3 separate regions of the Homo sapiens genome follow, and all the other regions are linked to region 1. A link is a contact called in ENCODE Hi-C or POLR2A ChIA-PET data. All regions are on one chromosome and are shown on one strand. Each heading gives the region's core, a stretch centred on a gene start or an enhancer-like site at or near the end of the contact. The rest is flanking DNA. Distances are from core to core; before and after follow the strand shown. Region 1 holds the start of EXOC2 (exocyst complex component 2). Region 2 has its middle 43 kb from the start of IRF4. Region 3 has its middle 14 kb from the start of LINC03066.

Region 1 (3,276 bases), core at 645-3,144:
GCTTCACCCAGTGGATCCCGACCGGGGCCGCAGGTGGAGCCGCCTGCCAGTCCCGAGCCATGCGCCCACACTCCTCAGCCCTTGGGTGGTCGATGGGACTGGGGGCCGTGAAGCAGGGGGCAGCGCTCGTCGGGGAGGCTCGGGCGCACGGAAGCCCATGGCGGGGGGGGTTGGCTCAGGCACTGCAGGCTGCAGGTCCCCAGCCCTGCCCCGCGGGAAGGCAGCTAAGGCCCGGGGAGAAATTGAGCACAGCAGCTGCTGGCCCAGGTGCTAAGCCCCTCACTGCCCAGGGCCGGCGGGTTGGCTGGCCGCTCCGAGTGCCGGCCCGCTGAGCCCACGCCCACCCAGAACTCGCGCTGGCCCGCAAGTGCCGCACGCAGCCCGGGTTCCCACCAGCGCCTCTCCCTCCACACCTCCCCACAAGCTGAGGGAGCCGGCTCCGGCCTTGGCCAGCCTAGAAAGGGGCTCCCACAGTGCAGCGGTGGGCTGAAGGGCTCCTCAAGCACAGCCAGAGTGGGTGCCAAGGCCGAGGAGGTGCCCAGAGCGAGCGAGGGCTGTGAGGGCTGCCAGCACGCTGTCACCTCTCAAAACAATGTTTTAGTAGAAGTATATCCCATGCAACATTAGTTTAGTGATAAATATATCTATACTACAAATTACTTGTTGTTTATCTGAAATTAAACTTTACTGGGTATTTGTATTTTTATTGCTAAATCTGCCAACCTAGGTTGTTGAAACTTACTTTTTTCCACTTCACTTAATATTCTTTTCACAGTCCACTCTGACGAGATGTAGCTTCCCCACACTCCTTTGAAACTGCTTTTGTCAAGGATGCCAATGACTGGCATATGCCAAACTCAATTGTCTCTGGAGTCTTGGCCTCACAGTACTTCTGAACATTGGCTATCAATTCCTCCTTCCTGAAACTATTTAGCTTCCAGAATCCGCTACCCCCACTTTCCTGATTGTCCTTCCTCCCTGGCCATAGCCCCTGAACCCGAGCTTCCCCCAACCTAGAGCATCCCCTGACCCTAAGTATCCCCCCAACCCTGAGAACCCCCTGACCCCGAGTATCCCCCGACCTCGAGAACTCCCCGACCCCGAGCATCCCCCCAACCCCCAGCATCCCACGACCCCGGGCATCTCCCCCGATCCTGCGCATCCCCTGACCTGGTATGGCGCCCTGACCCAGTGCAGCCCTCAAACCCCTGCAGCCCCCTGACCCCATGCATCCTCCTGACCTAGGGCTGCCCCTGACTCAATGTTGCCCCCGGACCCCAGTGCCTCCTCCTGACCTGAGGCACGCCCCCCAACCTGGTACAGTCCCCTGATTCCAGTGCATCCTTCTGACCCAGTGCTGCCTCCTAACCTGGTGCATCCTCCTTACCCAGTGTGGCCCCCTGGGGATGCACACTCCAGTGCATCCTCCTGACCTGATGCTTCCTCTGGTCTCGGTGCAGCCCCCCTGACCTGGTGCAGCCCTCTGATTCCATGCATTCTCTTGACCTTGTGCATCCCCCTGTTCCGGAGGGGTCCTCTGACCCGATGCAGGGCCCATCGTTGTGAACTGTGGCCCACAAACGCACTATCATCCCACAGTCTCCCTGAGATGACCCGAGGGCACGGGGATGGATGGTGCACCCGGCCTGCCCCTTGAGCTTGTATCCTTCTTTCCCTCCCTCACCGCTTCCCGCCACCGCAAAGACGCCCAGCAAAAACCTCCTACTCGTGTCCATTCAGGCAGCTGGGTCCCTCGGAACCCAAGGCATTCCAGCGTCCACCGCCCACGGCCCCTGCTGACCTCCAGCACCCGCGCCGGTCTCCTCCCCTCCTCTACCCTCCCCTGAAGGCTCCGCCCATCGAGGACTCGGCGCTCGACTGCCAGGCGGATCTACACGCTCGGCGCTCGCGGCGGGCGGAAGTGAGGTGCCGGCGGCTGGCGGCCGCGGAGTCTTCGGCGAGACCTACCGGGCCCTGTCTGTGCCGGCCGTGAGCTGCGGCAGGACGGCTGGAGGTATGTGTGGGAGGCTGGAGGGCCTGGCCGAAGGCCAGCGGGACATGGACGTCAGCTGCACGGAGGTGGCCGCCTGCGGCGTCCGTCCAGGCCTCAGCGGTGAAGGGACAGCCGCGCCCACTGGCGCCGTCGGTCACCTGCGGGGCCCCGCGACCCCCCGCGGTTCCCAGCCCCGCAGCCCCCATCCCCGCCGTCAGCCGCCTGCTGGGCTCCGCGCCCACCCCCGCCAGTTCGCACCCCCGCGGTCCCCACCTGCGCCGGTGAGGGGCGTGGGCTGCAGAGGGCTGACTCCAGGCCCCGCCCGCTGGAGCTGGCCCCAGACTGCGCCGCTTCGCCCTTGCGCAGTTGCCACTCCGTGAGATTTGAGAATTTCTCCGGAAAAGTGAACGCGAGGCGGGTGTTACCTGTCTGCCTAGGCGTGCATCCCGCTCTGGCTGTCCTGAGCGCTTAAAAGGCGCCTGCCGCTGTTGTCAGCGTTTGCGTGCACGTACTTGATCCTCGCGCGGGTGTATGTACGCTGCCGTGTGACCCATTTTACGGATAGGGGAGCGGCGGCTCAGAGTGCTTGAGCAAAGAGCCTGAGGTCCTGTTGTAGCTGCCATTGAGACCTTGCGCGCCGGCTCCAGGTCCGCACACCAGCAGCCTGGAAGCCTGGTGATGCGTAACCCTGTATCCCAAGATTGTTAAGAAAACACTTTAGTAATTCCGAGAAATAGTTCTTGAAAGAACTCGTCTTTGAATGGAAGTAAGTTATTTTTAATCTGCCAAAGGTCAACATACTAATAAGTCTGAGAAATTTTAAGTCTGATGCCTTTATGAATCTGTGAGTAAACTTACAAGGAACACTTAAAAAATATTTTTTCTAAGTTAGCCACACTTTAATTAAATCTTTTTGTGTGCACTATGCAATATTGAAAAGTTACTTCTGAGCTTATGTGGATCTGTCTTCTAATGCATAATAATGTTTTGTTTATGAATGTTAGTATGTACTGGCCCATGCTTTGTGTAACTGACTCCTTTAATGACAAATCAACTGAAAGCCAGAATCTTCTCAAAGATGATTTTTTTGTGCTAAAAGTTGGCGATTCCCAGAGTAGTAATAGAAAGAGGGTGATGTGTGCTTAGTACTTACATGTTCACTTGTTTGTCTAAGTAGAAACTTAATAAATTAAAGCAGAGAAGCAGAGTTCCCCCAGTGTGACTTGGACCAACTCTTGGAAGTTTTAGAAAGTGATCTTTTTTTCTTGTCAAGTATTTAATTT
Region 2 (2,975 bases), core at 132-2,631, 260 kb after region 1:
CGTTACCGTGCATTTAATTTTTAAGCACATCTAGCTGAGTCATCCGTGACATCCCAAGCTATTTGTTGGTGCCTGAGAATACAGAATGAGTAAGATGCCGCTCCAGGCCCAGGTGAGAAGTGACACCGTGCTGGCAGCCTTCACAGCCCTCGCTCGCTCTCGGCGCCTCCTCAGCCTTGGTGGCCACTCTGGCTGTGCTTGAGGAGCCCTTCGGCTCGCCGCTGCACTGTGGGAGCCCCTTTCTGGGCTGGCCAAGGCCAGAGCCGGCTCCCTCAGCTTGCGCGGGGAGGTGTGGAAGGAGAGGCGCAGGCGGGAACCCGGACTGTGCGCGGCGCTTGCGGGCCAGCGCGAGTTCCGGGTGGGCGTGGGCTCGGGGGGCCCCGCACTCGGAGTGGCCAGTTGGCCCGCAAGTCCCGGGCAGTGACGGGCTTAGCACCTGGGCCAGCAGCTGCTGTACTCGATTTCTCGCCGGACCTTAGCAGCCTCTCCGCAGGGTAGGGCTCGGGACCTGCAACCAGTCATGCCTGAGCCTCTCCCCAATCCCAGCGGTGGGCTCCTGCACAGCCCGAGCCTCCCGGAGGAGCCCCGCTCCCTGCTCCAGGGCGCCAGTCCCATCGACCGCCCAAGGGCTAAGGAGCGCGGGCGCACAGCACGGAACTGGCAGGCAGCTCCACCTACGGCCTCTCTGAAGGATCCAGTGGGTGAAACCAGCTGGGCTCCTGAGTCTAGTGGGGACTTAGAGAACCTTTATGTCTAGCTAACGGATTGTGAATATACCAATCGGCACTCTGTATCTAGCTCAAGGTTTGTAAATGCACCAATCAGCACTCTGTGTCTAGCTCAGGGTTTATAAATACACCAATCGGCATGCTGTATCTAGCTAATCTAGTGGGGACCTGGAGAACTTTTGTTTCTAGCTCAGGGATTGTAAACGCATCAATCAGCACCCTGTCAAAATGGGCCAATCAGCTCTCTGTAAAATGGACCAATCAGCAGGATATGGCGGGGGAGGAGCAGGGAGAGAGAGCCAGGTAAGGGAATAAAAGCAGGCTGCAGGAACCAAAAGTGGTAACTCACTCGGGGTTGGTTCCACATAGTAGGAAGTTTGTGCTTTCTTTCTTTGCAATAAGTTTTGCTGCTGCTGAGTGTTTGGGTCCCTACTGCTTTTATGAGCTGTAACACTCACCACAAAGGTCTGCAGCTTCATTCCTGAAGTCAGTAAGATCACAAACCCACCAGAGGCACTGCCTTAAGAGCTGTAACGCTCACTGTGAAGGTCTGAAGCTTCATTCTTGAGCCGGCGAAACTGAACTCACCAGAAGAAAGAAACTGGAAACAGGAACATCACTTTTAAGAACTGTGACACTCCTCGCGAGGGTTTGTGGTTTCGTTCTAGAAGTCAGTGATAACCAGGAACCCGCCAATTCTGGACACACAGGTGGAGGGAGGATGCCTGTGTGCCTCCAGGGACTGAGCTGCATCCTAAAATCATGGGCTCCATTGTTCCACAATCTCTGAGAAAGCCTGGGGGCGGGAGGGCCTAAGGAAAATGACCATAGGACTTTGTTTAGCATTCTTGTGTTCAGTGCTGGGGGTGCCTGGCCATAGCTGGAAAACACTTCGCTCCTGCTGTTTTGAAACTTCCCTTGTGCCAAGACAGAAATGCCAAGGGAAGAAAAAACATGAAGCGTGTGGTCCCAGACACAGAAGCCATGTCCATCCCCTCCTCTCTCCCTCCTGTTCCATCCCATGGCTGGTTTTCGTGGCCCTGGGCCCTCGTTCCAGACCTACAGGTACTTGCTGTTCCTCACCTAGGGAACATGCTGTGAAAGGAAACGGGATTATAGGAAAATGAAAGAGAAGGTAGCGAAGATGCTGGCAAGTCAAAAATGTATCAGTGTCTGGGATGGCCTGTGGGGATCAGTGCCTCCCTTTGTCCCGGCAGAGTCGCAGTAGCAGGGCTGAAGCCCAGGCCCGACTTTGCGGCTCACACGCCCTTAGCTTACGCATCTGTGAGCAAAAGCATGCTGGGTCTAGGAGGCACTTTCTAGCCTGGCCTGTGTGGTGCTTAGGGTCCCAGCCATGGCATGCTGAATGTTTGCTTCTCTTTGCTGATCCTTTACTGACCTGAATGAAACGAGGAGACTATAAAAGTTGTCAATTACATCAGCTTCTTTTTTTCTTTTGTTTTTCTTTTTTAAGTTTAATTTTGGCTCTTCTAGGAACGTTATGTACTTGAAAAACAGAATACTATGGCATTCCTCAGTGGGAAAACAACTTTTCTCAGATCCGAAGCTACTAAAATGCCTACTTTTGACGTAGGGTTTTTATTTTTTTTGTTTTTAAAAAGAAAGGTGCAGTAAAATTTATTTTTTATTTATTTATTTATTTTTTCAAACGGTCTTGCTCTGCTGCCCAGGCTGGAGTGCAGGGGTGTGATCTCAGCTCACTGCAGCCTCCACCTCTTGGGTTCAAGCGATTCTCATGCCTCAGCCTTCTGAGTAGCTGGGACTATAGGCATGTACCACCATGCCTGGCTAAGTTTTGTATTTTTTTTTTTTTTTTAGTAGAGACAGGGTCTCACCAGGTTGGCTAGGCTGGTCTCAAACTCCCGACCTCAGGTGATCTGCCCACCTTGGCCTCCCAAAGTGCTGGGATTACAGGCGTGAGCTACCGCACCTGGCCAAATTCACTCTTTCTGGTGTGCAGTGCATCAAATTGGGTAAGCACTACCATAAGCACTACCATAAGCATGGCGCTGAACAGTTGGGTCCCTCCTCATGCTGCCCTGGGGCAGACTCCTCCCACCCTCAGCCCCTGGTATTCCCTGATCTCTCCTCTGTTCTTACTATTTTTTGCCTTTTCCAGAATGTCGTATAAGTGAAACCTACAGTAGGTAGTTTGTTGGGTCTGGCTTCTTCCACTTAAATGCATTGAAAATTAATTCATGCTTATGTGAAGATAAGATTTCATCT
Region 3 (2,981 bases), core at 264-2,763, 470 kb after region 1:
GTGGTTTTGTAGGAGAATGTCCTTGTTGTTAGGAAACATCCAGAAATTTTTAAATATGGCCTGTGCAACTTACTTTCAAGTGGTTTCTAAAACAAAGAGAGAGGGGCAGAGAGAGTGCAAATACGGCCAATGTTAATAATTCATCAATCTACAGTGAAGGTCAAACAGCGGTTCTTTGTACTATTCTTTTATCTTTTTTGTGAGTTTGAAATATTTAAAAAAATTGGGGAAAATACTTAGGAATAACTGTAACAAAAATACAGGACCTATATGAATCAATGTACAATATAATATTTAAGGATATAAAATGCAACCCAAATTCATGAAAAGATTATATATGATTAGAGAAGTGCAGATATGTGAGATAATTTTTTCTGGTGTTCATATTTTTAAAATCTCACACACTTTTATATATTAGGACATTAAATTGTAGCAAAGAAAATACAGACCATTTACTCATTCATTCTGCCTCTCTCCGTTTGCTCAATGAACGCTGACTCATCACTCGGGCTCACACAGCGGCTCAGCCCCTGGCCCCGGCTCCAGTTCCCCATTCTGTGTGGGCAGGACAGAAGCGGGAAGCGGGAAGCGAGCGGGGGTGCAGGCGGGGGGACATGAATCGGAACAACCGTGGCTGTCAAAGATGCCGGTGCATCCATCTCACTACTCCAGGCTAAGAAGGGACAGACTCAGAAGCTGGGGAGAGGGTTGTGAGGGCCGTGACTCTGGAGATAACCATATCTGCAGGGCTGCTCGGGGTCCACACAGGAGCTCCTCACTTCCTGCTGGTGCTGTGCTGCACTGTTCCCAAAGTGATGGAGCAAGAGAATTTGGCCTGGTCCTACTGTGTGCTGTTGCTGTGTGACCCTAGGCATGTTGCTTCACGTCTCTGGGGCTCAGTCTCCACCTGCAAAATGAGGTGGGTAGGACCAACTACCTCTCCAAGGTGCCTCCAGCGCTGGTGTTCTATGATGGGCTGCCCTGTTTCTTCCAGTCTGGTCATTTCTTGCAGATTAAACCTGCTGGGATATAACTGGGTGCTACGGTGGGGATATTAAGCCCCTTCAATGCTAAGTGTTGATGTCACACATTAACTATATCTGAAGCCAACAGATCAGTACCAAATTTTGGGCCCACCCTGCCAAGGAGAAGCCGTGGCCTCTCCAGGCCCTTTGCAGCTCCTCCCTCCAGCATGCAAGCTGGTGCTGGAGGGGCCCTTTCCCTCAGGAGATCCGGTGCCCCTGCCTGGGAGCCCACACACCTACTGTGCATGGTGGGATCTAGAAGTCCCTGCACAGCTCCCTTGGCTCCAGCTCTGCTTCTGTGATGTGAATTCCAGCCTTAATTAGACAGCAGGAGCCTTTCGTACCCATTTCTGCTCTTTCTCCAAAGTACAGGTGGCTGGGCAACAGCTATGTGGAGAGATTTTTTTTCAGGTCTTTGCTCTGTTCCTCTTTTCAGAAGGGAGAAAAAACAGTGGGGGGAAAAGATGTTTTCTCACTTAATAGAAGCTGGTGAGAGGCAGTCTATTAGTAAGGAATTTGGGGCTTTTTAGATTTGAATTTTGGGTCATTCTTCCTTCTGATCATGTCAATTGGTGAGTTCATTTCTTCTGCGAAAACAGATTAGCCTTCGAGCTTCCTGAGAACTGAGACAACGAGGTCCCCTCCATCTTTGAGTCAGCCTGGCCTCGGGGACAGAGGATGGATTTTGGAGTCGGACAAGCCCCGGCTGAGGCTCCCTTCAGGTGTTCACTTGGGCAACAACACGGTGGCTGTGGGATGACTTGGCTTGTGCGGGACTCTGAGTAGCACGGCCCAGCCGTGACCTCTTGCTGTCCCTCCAGTCCACAGGGACCTGAATGCAGGTGGTCACCAGCCTCCTCTGGAGCATATCACTTCCAGTAGTTGGTATCTGCATTAATAGCCCTTGGGAGGACAGGGGCCCTGAGGGGGGTTTCCTGTAACCAAAGAGGTAATGTAATATGGTGGAGTTCCTAAGGGATTCAAGATTAGGCTAATCCTGCCCTTCAAACATTTCCCCTGAAACCTCTCAGTCATGACCTTCCAAGACGAGAAGCTTCACGGCAGGCAATGAACAGAGACGGCGTCATCTCCAAGGCTCAGTGGAGCGAGTCACGTCACCCTCACTTAGCTGCATGGGTAAGTAAGCCCAGGCCTAGGGAGCTAGCGAGGGGCGGGGCCTGAATTTGAACTCCAGCGGGCTGGCTGCAGGCCCTGCTGCCTCAGGACCCCCACCACAGGGAAGCTCACAGCCTCTCAGCATCTAGCCCAACCAGGCCAGTCAAGAGGTTGGCAAATTCTAAAAACCCCCGATCACCAGCTGGTCTGGTCCCTCAGGCCTGGCTGTTCTCAGTCTGCCCCCTGGCTGTCCCCGGGGCCTCCCCAGCAGGGCCTCCAAAGGCACCCCTCCCACGCTTCACACCTGCCTGGGGTGCCTCTTTTCTCCTTGAATTTAACTACATCCAACATCTCCTGAGCTGTTTGTGTGTGCTGGGCAGTGCACTAGGCTCTACAAAGATAAGTTAGAAACAGTCCCTGTGGCAGGGAACTCACAACTTAGTCTTGGAGAACACAATCTTGAACCCAGAGAAAGCATGGCAAATGTCTGCAAACACATTCAGGGGGTCCGAGGGACTGACGAGGTAAGCACAGCCCGTGGGTTCCATGCTTCAGAGCCTGGGGAGCACTGCCGCTGTGGAGGCGTCTGCACCACACGCTCGACATTTCATTCCAACCCTCACAACCGTCCTCCAAGAGAGCCATTATCGCTCCCACTTTTTGCAGATGAGAAAATCAAATTACAGCCTGGTGACTTTGACCATGGCCATGCAGCTAGCCATGGGCAGTGCCAAATTTCAAATACATGTTCATCTGGATCCATGTCAGCCTGATTCCCACCATTCCAGATCCTCCCCTCAGTGCAGCCCAACCCTCTTTCAGAGCTGACGTCTCTGTAAC

What was found. Hi-C counts contacts between places; a loop is a spot of excess contacts on that map. ChIA-PET counts read pairs that join two places held with the same protein, here RNA polymerase II (POLR2A). Pooled maps may share reads with other maps.
Region 2: a loop to region 1 is called in a pooled map, with 4 times the contacts of the local background. The contact joins the enhancer-like site here to the promoter of EXOC2 in region 1. A Hi-C loop is called at or near these places in 1 of 168 maps with a recorded cell type or tissue (naive thymus-derived CD4-positive, alpha-beta T cell), 1 of 37 single-sample maps with no recorded cell type and 7 of 50 pooled maps. POLR2A ChIA-PET finds 5 or more read pairs at or near these places in 3 of 52 experiments (CD4-positive, alpha-beta T cell, activated CD4-positive, alpha-beta T cell and activated CD4-positive, alpha-beta memory T cell).
Region 3: a loop to region 1 is called in a pooled map, with 3 times the contacts of the local background. The contact joins the enhancer-like site here to the promoter of EXOC2 in region 1. A Hi-C loop is called at or near these places in 2 of 37 single-sample maps with no recorded cell type and 9 of 50 pooled maps.

The regions. Positions count from the first base shown.
Region 1 is chr6:691,757-695,032 of GRCh38, reverse strand. EXOC2 (exocyst complex component 2) reads left to right here and starts at 1,894. Exons shown (of 28, transcript NM_018303.6): 1 at 1,894-2,014. RefSeq lists enhancers at 1-251, 1,681-2,567 and silencers at 2,135-2,194, 2,205-2,274.
Region 2 is chr6:433,242-436,216 of GRCh38, reverse strand. No RefSeq gene overlaps it. Among named protein-coding and RNA genes, the nearest start is that of IRF4, 43 kb to the right of the region's middle. RefSeq lists a silencer at 1,307-1,471 and an enhancer at 1,245-1,474. Within about 2 kb of position 1,381, at least 2 of the 41 ENCODE cell types and tissues checked have a DNase peak (open chromatin) inside an H3K27ac peak, as active enhancers do.
Region 3 is chr6:217,648-220,628 of GRCh38, reverse strand. No RefSeq gene overlaps it. Among named protein-coding and RNA genes, the nearest start is that of LINC03066, 14 kb to the right of the region's middle. RefSeq lists enhancers at 1,641-1,690, 2,511-2,560. Within about 2 kb of position 1,513, at least 4 of the 41 ENCODE cell types and tissues checked have a DNase peak (open chromatin) inside an H3K27ac peak, as active enhancers do.